Linked DNA regions of Mus musculus: region 1 is linked to region 2. A link is a loop called in an ENCODE intact Hi-C map of the cell type or tissue named here. Cell type or tissue: heart. All regions are shown on one strand. Links, peaks and the distances in the headings refer to the core of each region. The heading gives the core; the rest is flanking DNA.

Evidence for each region. A loop is a pair of places that touch in the nucleus more often than their neighbours do. Peaks named below come from ENCODE experiments on the same cell type or tissue, not always from the same donor. Only the 100,000 strongest peaks of a DNase experiment are listed, where the experiment ranks them.
Region 1: a loop joins it to region 2, with 2.0 times the contacts of the local background. A loop is called at or near these places in 2 of 42 quality-filtered maps.

The regions. Positions count from the first base shown.
Region 1 is chr5:8,538,427-8,548,706 of GRCm38, reverse strand. Rundc3b (RUN domain containing 3B) reads left to right here. Exons shown (of 11, transcript NM_001347311.1): 6 at 391-471. Among named protein-coding and RNA genes, the nearest start is that of Abcb1a, 24 kb to the left of the region's middle. In heart, for the core only: a CTCF peak has its summit at 5,084 (motif pointing left); no DNase peak of the experiment used is centred there.
Region 2 is chr5:8,654,488-8,664,767 of GRCm38, reverse strand. Abcb1a (ATP-binding cassette, sub-family B (MDR/TAP), member 1A) reads right to left here. Exons shown (of 30, transcript NM_011076.3): 3 at 4,546-4,687; 4 at 4,036-4,106; 5 at 174-222. The coding sequence starts at 4,100. Among named protein-coding and RNA genes, the nearest start is that of Gm31157, 36 kb to the left of the region's middle. In heart, for the core only: no CTCF peak of the experiment used is centred there; a DNase peak (open chromatin) is centred at 4,347; H3K4me3 peaks cover 965 bases; H3K27ac peaks cover 386 bases; H3K27me3 peaks cover 316 bases.

The DNA.
Region 1 (10,280 bases), core at 1,429-9,428, 120 kb after region 2:
CTGGATGCAGCTCTCACTACTCTAGCAGCACACCTCCCTGCCACCATGCTCCTACCATAATGATAATGGACTAAGCCTCTGTAACTGTGAGCAAGCCCCCAATTAAATGCTTTTTATTGGTAAGAGTTGCTGTGGTCATGGTGTGTCTTTACGGCAATAGAATAGTGATTAAAACAGATTTATTTCTCAGTAAATTTTAATTTTGCTTTATGAAACAATAAACCATTATTTATGTAATAATGTACTGACTTGAATAATATTTATTAGTATTGAAAATAGAACATTTAAGGTACTTATTTATAACAAGTAACAATTAAATTATGAAAAATTCCTATGAAGTTATAACTCTATGATTTATGAACTAACATGAGTGTTTTTCTGCTTTCTTAGCTTCTGCCTAAAGGGAGAAGGATTAGATGGCACCTTCCCTGCTGTGATAGACTATACACCATATTTGAAGTTTGAACAAAGGTACTTGCCATTTTGAAAAGTAGTTGAAATCTTAATTGTAACTTAATGCTTTGAATAAGTTTTACCTGATTTAAACTTTGTATGCAACATTAATTTCTTACCAGAAATTATTAGTCAGAACTATGATTTGGTTTAGTGAATAAAGTGCTTGCCTTACAAACAAGAATTTCTAACTTAGTATCAGTAAAAGTCACATAAAAGATAGCCATAGTGGGATGGGTTTGTAACCTGGGCAGTGAAAGGCAGGTGGTTCCCCAGAACTCATGGCAGGGCAGTCCAGCTGAACTAATGAGCTGCAGACTCTAAGAAAGAGACCTAGTCTCAAAAAATAAGATGGAGAGCCATAGAGAAAGACACCCAAAGTTGACCTCTGTGAATGTATACACACACACACATACACACATGGGGGGGGGCATTGAGAGATTATTAGTGAGTTCAGCCTCTAATTGCATTTTCAATATTTATGAAAAAGCACAACTTTTATCTTAATCTTCGTGTGTAGCTTAAATAAAAATATCTATATTACTATCGTAATTATAAAAGAATTGCAACTATTTCTGCTCTGAAATATTCCACTGAAACTTCAGAACTATAGTTCATCTGAGTATGGTCCATTTTGAAGAAATAAATTTCCCTATCATTTCTAATGTAAAATTTCAGTTATTTTAGGTAAATTCAATTACAAGTTCACTGACCCTTAACCTTTACGTTTATTAAAAAAAAAATTGTCTAGCAATTAATCCCACTACTAGTATGTGTAACATTGTGTAAGAACTCTGGATTTCCTATAATTTCATTGAAATTTAATTAAATGAAATCTGTAAATATTTTTTAGTTTCCTAATCTTGCAAACAGCATGAAAAATCTATTATACTTAAACATTGTAGTCAGGCCAAAGTTATAAGGTACTCTGTAAATTATATATACATGTAATAAAGGGATATAAGTATTCAATGAATATGTGTTGCATATCTAATCTAGGAAAGACATTTTCTATGTCTGTCTGTCTGTCTGTCTGTCTCTCTCTCTCTCTCTCTCTTTCTTTCTTTTGAGACTACAAGGTCTCTCTCTAGCCCTAGCTCTTCTGGAACTCACTATGTAGACCAGGCCAGCCTCTAATTCACAGAGATCCACCTGCCTCTGCCTCCTGCTTGCTGGCACCAAAGGCGTGCGCTACTATGCGTAGCTTAAAAAGACATTTTCTTTTTGTTTTTGTTTTTTTTTTGTTTTTTTTTTTTGGTTTTTCAAGACAAGGTTTCTCTGTGTAGCCCTGGCTGTCCTGGAACTCACTCTGTAGACCAGGCTAGTCTCGAACTCAGAAATCCGCCTGCCTCTGCCTACCGAGTGCTGGGATTAAAGGCGTGTGCCACCACGCCCGGCTAAAAAGACATTTTCTTAAATGCCAGTGTGTGTGTGTGTGTGTGTGTGTGTGTGTGTGTGTGTAAAACATTAGAAACTTTTGAATGAAAAGTACAATTCCTGACTCCAAGCAAACCACGCACTAGTAAGAGATTTCTTTCTTTTCTTTTCTTTTCTTTTTTTTGTTTTAAGTTTTATTGCATTATGATGAGAAAAATACATAATTTCAATTTATCTGAATTTGTTAACATTTAAAAACATATTTTGAGTAAATAGACTTTTATCACATTCTTCTTTTCCTTTTGTACCCCAACTCCTCCGGGAGAGCCCCCCCTTCAAAACCTGAAATACCTTTCGTTTTTTATCATATTCTTTAAAATTCATAAAATATTATAACAGTAAAAATGAGTGTTATATAAAAGTTGTTTGATATAAAACAATTAATTGAACAGTCTTATGTAGATGTTTGTCTACAACAATACTGAAAATATTTTCTCAATATAAATTTTAAATAACTCCAAATATGTTAACTGTATGTTATTTTAAAAGAATACATCACTATTAGTTTTTTAATGAACAAAAATAGATAAAGTCTCTTTGTTTGTTTTGTTTTTAGTAGAGCTCTTGGCTCTTACTGTGGTACAAACACAAAATAAGAACAGTTTTTGGACATTGGAGTTCATTGTAAAAAGGCTGTACTTGAATGTCTCTCACATCACCAAATGATTTTACCTCTCCAGAGTAGATAAGCTAAGAGTTGACAGTTATGCTGCTCAAGAAATGAATTGTAGGTACAATTTTTGGATACAGGTTTTCTGCTATAGTTAAAGCTATTTGACTTGAGTGATTGTCGTCATTCTCAGCCCGCAGGAAGCAGGTTACATTCATTTAAGAAATGGTGTGTGTATTAAGATGGTCTATCCATGAAGTCATTCATCAACTGTTTCAATAAACAATGGTTCTGCTTAGAGGGTGGCACAGACAATAGGTGAGGCTAAGATTCTGGTTCATTGGCTGTGATGATTTTGAAAAGCATACATCTCAGAAAAAGAGTAACCTATAAAGTATTCTTCTACATAATTGATAAAGTAATTGTAAATATCAAGCGAAGCCTTCAGTCTCACTCTTTGCTGGTTATGCCCAGTTGTACCTGCCCTGGCTATGTCTGACTGGAGCCTGTCCTTCCTGTGATCCTGGTTGTGTAAGAACTCTCCGAGTCCAGCTGTCTCTGTGACCCTGTGGTTCTGGGATCCAGGATCCTGAGATCCTCGGTGTGTCTGAACTCCTGGGAGTCAAGCTGCCTTTGGAACCTTGAGATCCTGGTGTGACCAAGCTTCTAGGGTCCTGTGATCCTCTGATCCTGGCTGTGGTAGAGCGCCTGGGAGTGGAGCTGCGTCTGGGTATTGGGCTGGCTGTGGAGCTTGTGCCCAAGGTCTGCTCAGACAGGCCCGAAGGAACCCGTGCCACTTGTCTGGCAGAGTTCCTATGTGCCTGGTTCCGCTGGTCCCAGTTACTCCCGGTGTTGGGAACAGATGCTGTGTCTTCCTCACCTCTGATCCTCAAGAGATTTCAAGTAAAAATATTTGTAACTTTTCTGGGGACTTGTGTTGACAGCAGACCAGAGCAATTATTCCACCTAAGAGTAGCCTGGCCGAGCGTGGTGGCGCACGCCTTTAATCCCAGCAGGGGCGACAGAGGCAGGCGGATTTCTGAGTTCAAGGCCAGCCTGGTCTACAAAGTGAGTTCCAGGACAGCCAGGGCTATACAGAGAAACCTTGTCTCAAAAAACCAAAAACCCCACCCCCACCCCCCAAAAAAAAGAGTAGCCTGGTGTCCCACTGCCTTTCTTGCTGTTCGTACCATGAGCATGGGTGAGGGGTTACTGCCAGGGAAAGGGTGAGTGTAAGGTAGCAGGTTCTCTGGAAAGGCCACATTGCTGCCTGCCATAGTGGCTCTTAGACAAATGTTCCCCTTGAACTCAGAAATCCGCCTGCCACTGCCGGGCCCCCCCCCCCCCCCCGCCCATGTTCCCCTTGAGCGCCCTGCACAGCTTGGCCTGAGCTCCCCAGAAGACTTTATGAGTAGAGGGACTTCTGTGCTTTTGGAGTCTTGTAATGTTAATTAGCTTGCTGAGGTGTTGTAAGCCCCCTGCAGGGTTCCAAGGAAATAGCTACACATCAATCAGTCACCAGCTGGGATCACCCTCACCCCAACAGGCAAAATGGAGCTGATTCATAAAATACTGAAGTGTCTTATGTCTTGTATAAAGGATTCAAAGTTGAGAAGCAAAATCTAGTGAGGAGCCAGTTAGCAATTCTGACATGGAGGTGTCCCTTGCGGAGTGTTTGAGCCATGCTGATTGTTACTGAGAATCCACACACAGTCTGGAATTGGAATTGCCTCATTGACTTGGGAGACAGTTTTTTAAAAATCTGTAAAGTTCCTAATGTTCTTTAACTTTTTCATATAACTAAATACTGTATGTTGGTAAGTTTTTTTTTCACCATGATCCCTCCTTTTCCCACTCTTTCACTCCTTGAACCTGTGTTTCCTAGATGGTTTCACTTCTTCTTTATGTCACATACACACATGACTTGATGTAGCATTAAAACATCTAGGAACCACTGTGTTTACGTCTCCCAGGATGGCTAAATTCACTTAATATGATTATTTCCAGTTATTTCCGTTTTCCTGAAAGCATGATGTTGTTCTTCTTTATGGCTGAGAAAAATTCAGTTAAGTCTATGTACCACATGTTCTTTGTCCTGTCTACTGTTAGAGGATCCCTAGGTTGGTTCCAGAATCTAGCTAAGTGCATTATAAACATGGTGCAAGTGTCTCTGTGAGGCTCTGACTTGGAGTCTGCAAGCCCAGGAGCTATATCTGGCTCAGGTGGTAAATGTAGCCTTGGGCTTTTGAGAAACCTTTGTGCTGGCTTTTATTCCTCTGAACTATTTTACATTTCTGCCAAAAGTGTATCAGCTTCCCTTTCATTCACATCCTTGCTAGCGTTCATTGTTACCTCTTTTCATTTTCTCCTTCAGTCTACGCTCTCTTTATTTTTACTATAGTATTTTTATCATTTCAGAATTCTGTTCATGAATGCAATGCATTTTGACCGCAGTCACTCCAGCCTTCCCCTTAACTCCTACATTCATCCCACCCTCTCCCGCTTGAACGTCATATCCTCTTTAGTAGTCTACTAACCCCCTGAGTCCACTCTGTGCTGTCCATATGCTCACACATGTGGAGCCATCTACTGGACATGGCCCTCTTACCAGAGACCATGCCCTTAAACGTTGACCTGTCTTTGTCCAGCAACAGTCAACTACACCTGAGGGCTGAAATGTTGACAGGCTTCTAACTTAGTGCAGCAACTACTGCTGCTATGAGCTCAGGAAAGCAGTAGTCCTCTCAGATCCAGGAGAGGAGATGTGCTTGAGTCTTCCCTAACCAAGTTCATCTCACAGTCTTTGTACAGTCTTTCCTCCTTGAGGTCCCTGAACCTTGTGGGTAGAGGTGTGATACAAATGTCCCATTTATGACCAAGTACTCCACAGACACTTATTCTCTACACACTGAACAATCATGAGTCTCAGCCCCCAGGAAACTTCTCTGGTGAAGTCCAGGGGCTGCACCAACCTATGGGTATAAAGGCACAGATTTAGAAGGAAGTTGATACCATGTCCATGCAGTGCACTAAACTAACAGTATAATTAACAATAATAGCCTTATCTTCAGGGTCTATAAGTTCCCCAGTCATGGGTTATTGGCCAGACTTGCAGTACTAGGCATGCATTTCCTCCTGTGGCATGGGCCTTAAGTTTGTGTTTCCTTAGAATATCCTGGTGTTTCATCTCCCCTTGGATGTAGTGTAGCCTGTCCACTGCTTTTAGTTTCACATCTCAGTTTTCCTTCCTGGGCTCCCAGCTGCCTGTCACACCTCTCCTTTCTAAAGATTGAATTTCTGACTCTGGCAAATGATGAATGGTTTCTTCACGGGTCAGTTCACAGATGCCGGTTACACCTCTGGGTGGTGTGGTAAGAGTGCATTTGAGAATGCCCTCCGTACCTCAGAGCTGTCCTTTGTAGGGTTGAGTCATGGAAGTTAATCTTGGGTTCATAAGTTTTGTTGTGACTGTTGCTGCTTGTAGTCTGAGTCTATATTCCCCTCCAGACTCTGGATCCAGTCAGGTTTCTCCCTCACTGAGTTCTTACTCAGTTACTTCCTCCCTAACAAGAATTATTTTGTTGGCCTGGTTTTAGTGTATGGTTCTGTGACATTTGCTCTGAGTTTACTGAAAGTGCAGTTCTTAGAGGGTTTCAGGTCATTAGATTGCTCACGTAACAGTGGCAATCTTTTTTTTTAAATGTCACAGACATGGCTGCACTATCTTTTTTTGCTACTGCCAAGCCTCTTCTATCTGACTCCTCCCTCTCTTCCTTCTTATGGAAATGTCTGGAACTACTTTCTTAAGTTACCAGTACCTCTTCACTGTAGGCGAATCCCCAAATTTAGCCCAGGGATCTTAATTTTTAAAGGACATCTACATTAGTTACTTTCTTTTTTTTTATGGCTAAATATCTGACTTAAACTGCTAACCATTTTTCTCCCTAAGTGTAGTGCTCCACACTGAATGATCCCAGCAAGTGACTGGTTGAGGTACGATGAGCTCAAATTCAGGGCCAGCCTGAACTCCATAGCAGGGCAAGAAAAAAACACAATTTTCTGACTTAAACAAAGGAGAAAAGATGTATGTGGCTGTCAGTTTTAGAAGATCCAGCATGTGGTTCTTTGGTGTCATGCTCTTGACCATAACCTCATGATGACCTCTCACTAAAAGGCACAGAAGAAGTAGAGGAGAGAGAGGAAACGGGGAGTGGTATACTCTTCAAAAATACTCCCAGGAACCTCCTCCCACAGCTATGCACCCTCCTGAGGGCCTGCCTCCTCCAGAGGCAATTCTGCCAGCTTCAAAGTGAGAGCCCACACTGGGTGTGTGTGGATACTTCACATTGAAGCCCGAATGCTATGAGAGTCTCACCTCCACAGTGCTGCCTTTAGATTAATTAGAGAGTAAGACATATTCACTGAGGAAAATGAAAGTACAGAAAGGTAGACACAATGATTCTGTCACTAATTACCCTCAAGAAATAGCTGTTAGGAGCATTTCCAGTTTTTTTCTAGGCGCAGACATATTTTCCTTAATAGAGATGCAAATAATAGCCAGCCGCAGTGCTTTCTCCTTTAAACAGCATACGGGAACAATCTCACGTGTGCTGAACCTTCCTTCTACAGCAGCATTCACTACACTGCACACATGTTAGTAGTTATGCTTACCTGTTAGACTTTTAGAGAGTGTTCATTTATTAATACTGCATGCAGTTTTATAGCAAACAAGTTTATAGTTTTTTTAACATTTTATATGGAAACAGGATTTTCTCTTACATGAAAAGAATTCCTAACAAAGCATAAAAGTTCAAGGCCTTTCTACACCCTCCTTTGCTTTGAATAATAACACAGCAAGCTGATATTTATTAAAAGCTTCAGGCATTAAGATAGGCTAGTTCTCAGCTCCTGCAACTAGGCTGGCTTGGCCTACTTTCCAGCCATGTGGCTTTCCTGCCATCTTGGTCTCCCCCTGGTCTTCTTTTTCATTCCTGTTCTGATGGTGACTGCCCCATAGTGACTCCTTCATGGTGAACTCTGAAGTCTCATCTTAACTTCCCTCCCAGCTATAGACCGATCAGCTCAGATGCGATGGAGAACAGTTTTTACACAACATTGAGACAGGAGATGCTTGACAATGCCAGTGTCTGGAATACAACCAGCTCTCTGGGCACAGTAATCAGTACCTGATACGCAGTGCACAGAACCATGCAAAAGCAACAGAGGAATTCCTGGGACAATTAGCATATGTTTTATTAAAGTTTTCCAAATACACTGTAAATTTTCCATTCAGAGAGACCATACAATTTCAGTATATCAGGTATATTTGAGGATGCCTGCTTCTTACTCTTTCCACATAAGTATTAAAAGTGAGGCAAAATTTATAAGAGAAAAATTATATCATATTGTTTTGATTGCTGGTAAAGTTGATTATTTTACAGTGTTAACTAAAATGCCTCTCTTTAAGTGAAGATATATTCTTCTGAAACTATAATATGAAATAAATAGGAAAATATTAAAACATATTACATATTTAATTCACTGTTTCAAGGTGTATACCAGTAAGAAAATAGTTGTTTTTATCAAACTGCTACTTGATACAATACTAACCATTTTCTCACTGAGTGGAGTGCTCCACACCTATGATCTCAGCATGTGGCTGACTGAGGTAGGATGAGCTCAAAATCAGGCCATCCTGGACTATATAGGAGAACAAGAAAAAAATACCTTTTTCTTGAATATACTCTATGCTGAAATTTTAATAGGTATTAATTGTTTTTATTTTATGGTACTTTAAATCAGCTTTTCTGTTTTCCCCATCAACTCTTAATCCCTCCATCTCTTTATTATGAGAAAGAGAAAAAGAGAGAAAGAGAGAGGGAGAGAGGAAGAGAGAGGGAGAGAGAGGGAGAGAGAGGGAGAGAGAGAGAGGAGAGAGAGAGAGTGGGAGAGTAAGAGAGAAAGAGAGAGGGAGAGAGGAAGAGAGGGAGAGAGAGAGAGAGAGGGAGAGAGAGAGAGAAGGAGAGAGAGCGGGAGGAAGGGAGGGGGAGAGAGAGAGGGAGGGAGGGAGAGAGAGAAAGAGAATGAGAGAAGGAGAGAATGAGAGAAGGAGAGAAGGAGAATCATTATTAAGAAGGGTAGCCTAGAGCTTACTCTATACCCCAGGTTGCCCTCAAGCTCAAAAGCATCCTGCCTCAGCCTCACAAAGTGTAATAACAGGCTTTGGCACCACACATGGCTTTAGGTTTTTTTGCACATGTTTTCAAAAATTATTGTATACTTTGTATGTGTGTACATGCATGCCCGTGAACATGTGGTATGCATATGTGTGTGTGGCTATGCATGTCATAGCATGCATACAGAGGACAGCATGCCAAAGTCAATTCTTTTCTTCCACTATGTGGTCTATGGGGATTAAACTCAGGTTCAGCCTCTGCAGTGAGTGCAGTATCCACTGAGCCATCCCCCTGGCCTGTTTTTACTTTAAATCAGAATGATTTCAGCATATTATCTTTTCCTTAAATAGTCTTATTTCCTGAAGAGTAATATTTCCACATACAGAATTACTGAGTCAGACCATGTCTGATTACAAATGTCATTAAACATCCCTTTCTACACAGTACATCCCAAGTTCTCTGTACCCTTGCTCCTCTCAGCATGGTTAATACATTGTTTTGTGTGTAATACCAGCCTTTGACCTGTGAACTATATCTGATCCTTTCTCTTCTATTCTTTGTCCCAGCAATTGTTCCCTCTCCTTCATTATGCCTTTCCTAGATCCTTTCATACTTCATAGTTTAAAAGACAAACTGGAAAGCAAACTCCCTTATTACACAGTCACAACCCAGAACATGTCAGATGATCCAGAAATGTAGGGATTTTTCTCCACCAGCATGTATGCCTGCAGCAGATACCAGCTGGGTGTCCTGTAGCTCAGCTGAGTTCCTGTGCTGTCTGCCTACTTCCCCTCTCTGTGAAGCACTTCTTCCTCCAAGGTATGAGAAAGAGTTCATCTGAAATAGGATGTTCTCAGGCAGGGTCAGAGTGATGACCAGTTGTAATAGAAAAGGCAGGGGAGGGTTGCGCTATAACTCTTGCTTCTGTGGCCTGTTTAGGAAGAGACATTTCTTACCTGTTCCTATCTGTAACAGATGAATAGAGTGAATGAGGCCAGGATGTAAGAGGAGGGAGAGAAGGAAGAAGAGACAGACAGGGACAACAGAGACACTTGATTCTGTTTTCTGAGATTTCCAGTACCCCAGTATTAGAATCCAGCCTTTCATCTTTATTGCTCTGAAGCTGTTCCAAAACTGCTTCAGGAGCCAAGGACAAAAGGCCAAATAACATTAACCTTATTGTTCTAATCACTTAGGAAAAAACAAGGACTATGGGAGTTATAAGCCAGGAACTATGAATGCAAATAAGTAAATAAAAGGGGGCATTGGGGTGCCTTCATCCCCAGTATAGACCCTTTTAAATGAGGCTCCAAGGTTGTCTACCCAGAAAGTCAACAACCCCAACCTATCACAGCAGTATAAACCTAAGGATATTAAGTTTGTAGTTGCTTCAGTTCTCTGTGCTTTTAGCCACATGACATCATTGTCAAATCTTAGCAACTCCACCTTAACCTGCATCTGAAGTTTTGCAATGGCCTCTGTGGTATCTCCCTTTGGCTACTGTAGTTGATCCTTGACAAAACAGCCTAGTATTCTCTTGAGCTCTGAGTCATATTTTACTCCGCTTTAGAAAACCCGTATTAACTTCTTTCAGTGTAACGCAA
Region 2 (10,280 bases), core at 627-8,626:
TAATTCACATGTCAAATTATAAACCGCCTTCCTTTGAAAATAGGACTCTAATCATTTACCTTTATCTCCCCATCACTAAATATTTATCTCCAATAGCATATTGTTCCAGGCGAATTACCTCTTTTCTAGGAGCAGAAGGAGTGACATTGGCGGGCAGTATAGTAAAAACTCACCATTGTAAGCACACTGACTGCTGGTTTCTTTTCTTTCTTCTCCTTTTTACTGAAAATAGAGCAGAATAATTAGATGAAACTTTAAAAACCTTATACAAAACCTTGCAATTACTAAATCAACTTACAGAGATTTTGTTAAATGACAAGACAAAATCCAAAATTGACTATTGTTTTAGTCAATAAAAGCATAATGGTATGGCATTTATGCAGTTTAAATGTAAATATATCTTAGAAATCTACTTATGTGGTTACCGATGAGAGCCAGGATTTCAGGATTTTTTGTTTGTTTGTTTTTTTATTTTTTACTTTTTTGGTATTAGATGATATCTTTCTTTCTTTCTTTCTTCCTTTCTTTCTTTCTTTCTTTCTTTCTTTCTTTCTTTCTTTCTTTCTTTCTTTCTTTCTTTCATGTTTTCCTCATTTACATTTCAAATGCTATCCCCTTCCCTAGTTTCCCCTCTGAAAATCCCCTATCCCCTCCTCCCTTCCCCTGCTCCCCAACCCACCCACTCCCATTCCTGGCCCTGGCATTCCCCTATCCTGGGGCATAGAGCCTTCACAGGACCAAGGGCTTCTCCTCCCATTGATGACCAACAAGGCCATCCTCTGCTACATGTGCAGCTAGAGTCACAAGTCCCACCATGTGATTGATGGTTTATTCCCAGGGAGCTCTGGGGTACTGGTTAGTTCATATTGTTGTTCCTCCTATAGGGTTGCAGACCCCTTCAGCTACTTGGGTGCTTTCTCTAGCTCCTTCATTAGGGACCCTGTGAGAGCCAGAATTTTTATATATTCCTCATACCTTAGACATTTCTTAATTTTCCTCACATACACACACTTTTTACAAGACACACACACACTAAACGTGATGTTTTGTATTTTATTCTAATTATGACATAGTTTATGCTTTTAGGATTGGTCCCCTTTACTATCATAGATGTCCTGTCTGTAGACAGAATATTATTCCTGATCATCCCCTTTCCTAATAAAGCTCCGTGACCATCAGACGCTGAACACAACTGCCTAAGAAACACAGTAATTCAATCACCGCGAGGAAATCTCATTGAGACAGGACGTCTGCAGCTCTGAGTGAGCCATTACAGAAAGAGATACAATGTAGAAAAGATGCGCTGTAAGCAATCAGAAAGCTGTCCTTAGACAGAAAGGGTCAGTTCTCAATTTTAAACCCAGATTCAAATATCACACTAACCCATTTTCACTCCATGTAACAGCCACCTAGGATGTAAAAGCAAACTAGCCATAACAAGTCTTATTTCCTTGTGTACAAACACTGTCAGAAAAGAAAAGCCGTGCTTTTACGAGTATTTTTAAGTTCAAAAAGTAAATTTTCCTTTGTTTTTCTTTTGACTAATATTAAAAGAAAACAACATTCAGTAGCTTTCACAATCTATGTCCACTTTACTCTTTTTAGATACTCACTGAATTTGGGTAGACCTGTGGGTCATTGACCCTTGGTACCCCAGGCACAGATTGCACGCCTGGTGTGTGTGTGTGTGTGTGTGTGTGTGTGTGTGTGTGTGTGTGTGTGTGTCTAGCACTCAAATCCTTATGCTTTTTACAGACAGAAGGATCATCTCCATGCTAATAAAAAGCTTTCTAAAGAAAAAGCTTTTTCCTACATTAATTTGGCTTGATGTTAAATGGACACTGAACATACTATATAGAAACATCTTCACATTTGGTTCCACCCTATCCCAGTAAAGAACCAGTCAGTGTCCCAGAAGCCAGGATGAGGAGATAAATAACTATACATGACAGAATTTTAGTTCTAAGCTTTTTTCCATTCTCTAAAACTGATGCTACTTGGAGATGTTATAATAATATCCCAAGCACTAAGTAAACTTTCCTTACACAATTTGTAAACAATTCCAAGGAAGGCAAACTTCATCTTTCTTTCAGGGGTCAGAAAACTGCAGAAGAGTGAAGTCCCACAGCTGGGACAAAAGCCAAGGCAAACTCCTGTAGTTACAGGAATAACCTCCGAGCTGCTAGATACATCCTCAGATGTTCATATTGTAAAAGCCAAGACATCGTATGGCTTGGAAAATTTATTCCCAACTCTCAGCCCTCCTAGATTATCCTCTACCCCTATCGTCAACAACAAATTTTTACAGATCAATTTACTAAACATCACTCTAAGGCACTTATATAGAACTCAGGGCCTAGGTTTTGAACTGCAGGACCATAAGACAAACAAACTCAGCAAATCATTTTTACAAAGAATGTATGCAGATGCATATAGTCCAGGGATCATTTGTTATTCCAGCATTGTCTGTCAACCAAGCTAAATGCTTCACTATGATCCTTATATTATAAAACAGGGGTATTGACAACAGCCTAAAATCAGTGGTGATGAGCAGTTCTTATGGAAAAAAATCTGTTTGAATTAAAATCTGTAGGGAGTGTTGACATTGGTACCCGATGAAGATCTGTGTAGGACTGGACACTACCATTTCCTTCCACAAGATCTCACCTTACTCAAATGTCTAAGTGTTTGTGCTGCACACAGTTCTTTAAACTAGGCTACCTTCCCTCCACTATGTGTCTTCTTTCATTATATAAAGTTTTTATTATTGAAATATGAAATAACAAGAAAATGTAAAGGCTAGTATATAACTCACCTAGATACATAAATTACAACATCTAACAATATTTATCCATGCAAATGGTACATGTTATTAATTGTTAAGATTCTGTCAAACGTTTAAGCTGGAAATATTATATAGTATTCATATATTCTACTCTCATTATCATATCTAAGAAACAAAACTTCAATGTTGAGATTATTTAAAAATCCATCCCACAGAGTTCCCAAGTGTGCTTTCTATAATTTTTTTTCTTTACTGAACTCTGAGTTAGAGCTCACATAACAAGTTTGCTGGTTGTGTAGCCTTACTATCTCTTATACCAGAAATTCCCCCTTACCATGATGGGATCCTATCAAAGGGGTCCCAGGGTTGTATCTACTTTGGACTGAACACAGAAGGCAGTGTGTAGTGAGCAATGGTATTTAGAACCCAGATCTGTTGCTTAGAGCGCTCATTTCTACTCTCCCTTCTGGTGGACTGAAATGAATTCTAACGTCATAAGTCAGCACACTTTGACATGTTTGGTGGCTTCATCAAGTAGGCAAGTTACCTCAGCTTTCTGTCTCAGACGCTATCTGATGACATTCTTAACTTGTGGCCTAAGAGAAGCTTGTGATCTACTTGCTTAATACAGCCTCAAAGACTTAAAAGAGTCACAGGAATGCTAGGTCAGACATAGAGGCAGGTTAATAATAAGGGTATTATGGGGGCTGAAGATTGCCTATGATAATTTTTCAACAGTCTTACCCCTCCCCACCATTAAAGTTCTAATCACTTACTTAGCCTTTGTAGAGATTTGAATATAAGATGTGGCTTCTTTCGGTGGTAATACAACCTTTTTATATAGAAATAGTCATTGAGAGCTAAACAAAATGTTATTTGGATCTCTTTTCCTTCTACCACAAACGTGATATCTATGGTGGCTTTATTAGAAGCAAGATAATGGGCCACAGTGAGCGCCCAAACAGCATATGGCTCAGGTGCGTGAGCGATCAACAGCGCTCATAAAGCCGAGGTCATAAAATAAAAAGATGTGAGCAACGCTGCTCTAGAGGCTGAATTCACAGAATCATTGATTGATCTGTCACACACATTTGAAGGACTGCTCCAAGCGAGGAGTTCCTTCCAAGGGCTGGTTTACATTTCTGAAGTCTGAAATAACACCCACTAATCAAGTACAGTGCTGGAGGCTACAAACTAATTGCCCGAATGTACAAGACAAGTAAAGTACGAAAGTGAAACAATCTGGCTACCTCTTTTTGCCCATCTTTGAGAAGTTCTTGTCTGCTCTTCCCTTAAGGTCCTCTTCAAGTTCCATCACGACCTGGGGAGAAACCACAGTTCATTAGCCAAACACGGGGACCAGAGTTTATGCAAAGCTCACTGCCCCGCAGAGCCCAGTGGTGAGGAGGAGCCCCGCCCTGATGCTGCCGGAGAGGGCCTGGAGGTAACTCACCCGGGGAATCCCGGGAAGCTGTGTCACCTGCGTGGACCGGGTGCTCGGCTCTAGGTCCGGCCACCCCGCCCTGCTGGGTCCCCTCCGCCCTGGCGCGCTCCTCCACCAGCCCCTGGCTGCGAGCTGGGCAGCGAGATCCACAGCACAGGGCTGGCGCGGAAAACACCGTCCTGAAAGCTGATGCTGCGGGTGCTCCTGGAGCGACTTGTGGCTGTCGCCACTTGGTCCCCACAGACTCACGAGGACGCTGACACCCGGACCAGGCTCTGGTATCCGGAACACCCGACCCTTCCTAGGAAATGCTTACCTCACGTGTCTCTACCTCCCGGTTTCCTCTGCAAAGTCCACCAAGATGTAGACTTTGGAAGAAGCGGCTCTGAGTTGAGCAGAGCCTTGGAAGATGGGACCAGCAGCTCCTGGAAACCGCTGTTCCACTGTGCCTGGGCTTTCTGTGGACAGGAGAGTAAATTTAGCATGCTCAATCTACGCCCAGGCGCAGTCCCGCCCAGCCAGTGAGTTTGACCTGGAGGTTAACCAGCTCCCGGCCCAGCTTGACTCAAGTATTATTGCTGGAGAAATTGCGAAACAGGTTGGATTTGTAGATGAAATGTGCAGTCTGGTTTCCCCTCTCAAAGGTCAATTAGACAAACTCATATCCCCGAATCATTAGAGACACACTTGCAAGAGTCTCATCTCTACACGGCCATGCACATGTCTATATATAGAGTTATGTGTTTGTAGATATGCACTTGGCCTTCTGCATTTGGCTAAGTTAAAAGACGTATTCTATGCATAACATCTAACAGACAATTAAACAATGGGTACAGACCTTGCCTGTCAGTAAATTTCCCTTCTTTGAAGCACTCTTGAAAAGGTAAGAGAACCCCCGTGCAGGGGCTTTTCTTCAATATAGTTCACAGTTCCTCAGGTAGATTGGTTTATTTCTTTTATTAAACAAAACAAAGCAAACCAGAAAGAGGACAGTCCCCAGTATATAAATGGAGTATTTCAGTGTAAAATGGTATTTAAAAATATATAATATTTTGAACTTTTAGGTACTAAACCAATGTCCATGTTTTTCCAGGGCATCTGAAATTCTTACAGTTCAATTGGAATTATTAAACATAACTTTTTTTTTCCAGTTTCATCTTATTTTTATTTTATTTTTTTTTCCATTTTTTATTAGGTATTTAACTCATTTACATTTCCAATGCTATACCAAAAGTCCCCCATATCCACCCACCCCCACTCCCCTGCCCACCCACTCCCCCTTTTTGGCCCTGGTATTCCCCTGTACTGGGGCATATAAAGTTTGCAAGTCCAATGGGCCTCTCTTTCCAGTGATGGCCGACTAGGCCATCTTTTGATATATATGCAGCTAGAGTCAAGAGCTCCGGGGTACTGGTTAGCTCATAATGTTGTTCCACCTATAGGGTTGCAGATCCCTTTAGCTCCTTGGCTACTTTCTCTAGCTCCTCCATTGGGAGCCCTATGATCCATCCATTAGCTGACTGTGAGCATCCACTTCTGTGTTTGCTGGGCCCCGGCATAGTCTCACAAGAGACAGCTACATCTGCGTCCTTTCAATAAAATCTTGCTAGTGTATGCAATGGTGTCAGCGTTTGGATGCTGATTATGGGGTGGATCCCTGGCTATGGCAGTCTCTACATGGTCCATCCTTTCATCTCAGCTCCAAACTCCGTCTCTGTAACTCCTTCCATGGGTGTTTTGTTCCCAAATCTAAGGAGGGGCATAGTGTCCACACTTCAGTCTTCATTCTCCTTGAGTTTCATGTGTTTAGCAAATTATATCTTATATCTTGGGTATCCTAGGTTTGGGGCTAATATCCACTTATCAGTGAATACATATTGTGTGAGTTTCTTTGTGAATGTGTTACCTCACTCAGGATGATGCCCCCCAGGTCCATCCATTTGGCTAGGAATTTCATAAATTCATTCTTTTTAATAGCTGAGTAGTACTCCATTGTGTAGATGTACCACATTTTCTGTATCCATTCCTCTGTTGAGGGGCATCTAGGTTCTTTCCAGCTTCTGGCTATTATAAATAAGGCTGCTATGAACATAGTGGAGCATGTGTCCTTCTTACCTGTTGGGGCATCTTCTGGATATATGCCCAGGAGAGGTATTGCTGGATCCTCCGAGAGTACTATGTCCAGTTTTCTGAGGAACCGCCAGACTGATTTCCAGAGTGGTTGTACAAGCCTGCACTCCCACCAACAATGGAGGAGTGTTCCTCTTTCTCCACATCCTCGCCAGCATCTGCTGTCACCTGAATTTTTGATCTTAGCCATTCTGACTGGTGTGAGGTGGAATCTCAGGGTTGTTTTGATTTGCATTTCCCTGATGATTAAGGATGTTGAACATTTTTTCAGGTGTTTCTCTGCCATTCGGTATTCCTCAGGTGAGAATTCTTTGTTCAGTTCTGAGCCCCATTTTTTAATGGGGTTATTTGATTTTCTGAAGTCCACCTTCTTGAGTTCTTTATATATGTTGGATATTAGTCCCCTATCTGATTTAGGATAGGTAAAGATCCTTTCCCAATCTGTTGGTGGTCTTTTTGTCTTATTGACGGTGTCTTTTGCCTTGCAGAAACTTTGGAGTTTCATTAGGTCCCATTTGTCGATTCTTGATCTTACAGCACAAGCCATTGCTGTTCTGTTCAGGAATTTTTCCCCTGTACCCATATCTTCAAGGCTTTTCCCCACTTTCTCCTCTATAAGTTTCAGTGTCTCTGGTTTTATGTGAAGTTCCTTGATCCACTTAGATTTGACCTTAGTACAAGGAGATAAGTATGGATCGATTCGCATTCTTCTACACGATAACAACCAGTTGTGCCAGCACCAATTGTTGAAAATGCTGTCTTTCTTCCACTGGATGGTTTTAGCTCCCTTGTCGAAGATCAAGTGACCATAGGTGTGTGGGTTCATTTCTGGATCTTCAATTCTATTCCATTGGTCTACTTGTCTGTCTCTATACCAGTACCATGCAGTTTTTATCACAATTGCTCTGTAGTAAAGCTTTAGGTCTGGCATGGTGATTCCGCCAGAAGTTCTTTTATCCTTGAGAAGACTTTTTGCTATCCTAGGTTTTTTGTTATTCCAGACAAATTTGCAAATTGCTCCTTCCAATTCGTTGAAGAATTGAGTTGGAATTTTGATGGGGATTGCATTGAATCTGTAGATTGCTTTTGGCAAGATAGCCATTTTTACAATGTTGATCCTGCCAATCCATGAGCATGGGAGATCTTTCCATCTTCTGAGATCTTCTTTAATTTCTTTCTTCAGAGATTTGAAGTTTTTATCATACAGATCTTTCACCTCCTTAGTTAGAGTCACGCCAAGATATTTTATATTATTTGTGACTATTGAGAAGGGTGTTGTTTCCCTAATTTCTTTCTCAGCCTGTTTATTCTTTGTATAGAGAAAGGCCATTGACTTGTTTGAGTTTATTTCATATCCAGCTACTTCACCGAAGCTGTTTATCAGGTTTAGGAGTTCTCTGGTAGAATTTTTAGGGTCACTTATATATACTATCATATCATCTGCAAAAAGTGATATTTTGACTTCCTCTTTTCCAATTTGTATCCCCTTGATCTCCTTTTGTTGTCGAATTGCTCTGGCTAATACTTCAAGTACTATGTTGAAAAGGTAGGGAGAAAGTGGGCAGCCTTGTCTAGTCCCTGATTTTAGTGGGATTGCTTCCAGCTTCTCTCCATTTACTTTGATGTTGGCTACTGGTTTGCTGTAGATTGCTTTTATCATGTTTAGGTATGGGCCTTGAATTCCTGATCTTTCCAAAACTTTTATCATGAATGGGTGTTGGATCTTGTCAAATGCTTTTTCTGCATCTAACGAGATGATCATGTGGTTTTTGTCTTTGAGTTTGTTTATATAATGGATTACATTGATGGATTTTCGTATAATAAACCATCCCTGCATCCCTGGAATAAAACCTACTTGGTCAGGATGGATGATTGCTTTAATGTGTTCTTGGATTCGGTTAGCGAGAATTTTATTGAGGATTTTTGCATCGATATTCATAAGAGAAATTGGTCTGAAGTTCTCTATCTTTGTTGGATCTTTCTGTGGTTTAGGTATCAGAGTAATAGTGGCTTCATAAAATGAGTTGGGTAGAGTACCTTCTACTTCTATTTTGTGAAATAGTTTGTGCAGAATTGGAATTAGATCTTCTTTGAAGGTCTGATAGAACTCTGCACTAAACCCATCTGGTCCTGGGCTTTTTTTGGTTGGGAGACTATTAATAACTGCTTCTATTTCTTTAGGTGATATGGGACTGTTTAGATGGTCAACTTGATCCTGATTCAACTTTGGTACCTGGTATCTGTCCAGAAATTTGTCCATTTCGTCCAGGTTTTCCAGTTTTGTTGAGTATAGCCTTTTGTAGAAGGATCTGATGGTGTTTTGGATTTCTTCAGGATCTGTTGTTATGTCTCCCTTTTCATTTCTGATTTTGTTAATTAGGATTTTGTCCCTGTGCCCTTTAGTGAGTCTACCTAAGGGTTTATCTATCTTGTTGATTTTCTCAAAGAACCAACTCCTCGTTTGGTTAATTCTTTGAATAGTTCTTCTTGTTTCCACTTGGTTGATTTCACCCCTGAGTTTGGTTATTTCCTGCCGTCTACTCCTCTTGGGTGAATTTGCTTCCTTTTTTTCTAGGGCTTTTAGATGTGTTGTCAAGCTGCTAGTATGTGCTGTCTCCCGTTTCTTCTTGGAGGCACTCAGCGCTATGAGTTTCCCTCTTAGAAATGCTTTCATTGTGTCCCATAGGTTTGGGTACGTTGTGGCTTCATTTTCATTAAACTCTAAAAAGTCTTTAATTTCTTTCTTTATTCCTTCCTTGACCAAGGTATCATTGAGAAGAGTGTTATTCAGTTTCCACGTGAATGTTGGCTTTCCATTATTTATGTTGTTATTGAAGATCAGTCTTAGGCCATGGTGGTCTGATAGGATACATGGGACAATTTCAATATTTTTGTATCTATTGAGGCCTGTTTTGTGACCAATTATATGGTCAATTTTGGAGAAGGTCCCGTGAGGTGCTGAGAAGAAGGTATATCCTTTTGTTTTAGGATAAAATGTTCTGTAGATATCTGTCAGGTCCATTTGTTTCATAACTTCTGTTAGTTTCACTGTGTCCCTGTTTAGTTTCTGTTTCCACGATCTGTCCTTTGAAGAAAGTGGTGTGTTGAAGTCTCCCACTATTATTGTGTGAGGTGCAATGTATGCTTTGAGCTTTACTAAAGTGTCTCTAATGAATGTGGCTGCCCTTGCATTTGGTGCGTAGATATTCAGAATTGAGAGTTCCTCTTGGAGGATTTTACCTTTGATGAGTATGAAGTGTCCCTCCTTGTCTTTTTTGATAACTTTGGGTTGGAAGTCGATTTTATCCGATATTAAAATGGCTACTCCAGCTTGTTTCTTCAGTCCATTTGCTTGGAAAATTGTTTTCCAGCCTTTCACTCTGAGGTAGTGTCTGTCTTTTTCCCTGAGATGGGTTTCCTGTAAGCAGCAGAATGTTGGGTCCTGTTTGTGTAGCCAGTCTGTTAGTCTATGTCTTTTTATTGGGGAATTGAGTCCATTGATATTAAGAGATATTAAGGAAAAGTAATTGTTGCTCCCTTTTATTTTTGTTGTTAGAGTTGGCATTCTGTTCTTGTGGCTGTCTTCTTTTTGGTTTGTTGAATGATTACTTTCTTGGTTGTTCTAGGGCGTGATTTCCGTCCTTGTATTGCTTCTTTTCTGTTATTATCCTTTGAAGGGCTGGATTCGTGGAAAGATATTGTGTGAACTTGGTTTTGTCGTGGAATACTTTGGTTTCTCCATCTATGGTAATTGAGAGTTTGGCCGGGTATAGTAGCCTGGGCTGGCATTTGTGTTCTCTTAGTGTCTGTATAACATCTGTCCAGGCTCTTCTGGCTTTCATAGTCTCTGGTGAAAAGTCTGGTGTAATTCTGATAGGCCTTCCTTTATATGTTACTTGACCTTTCTCCCTTACTGCTTTT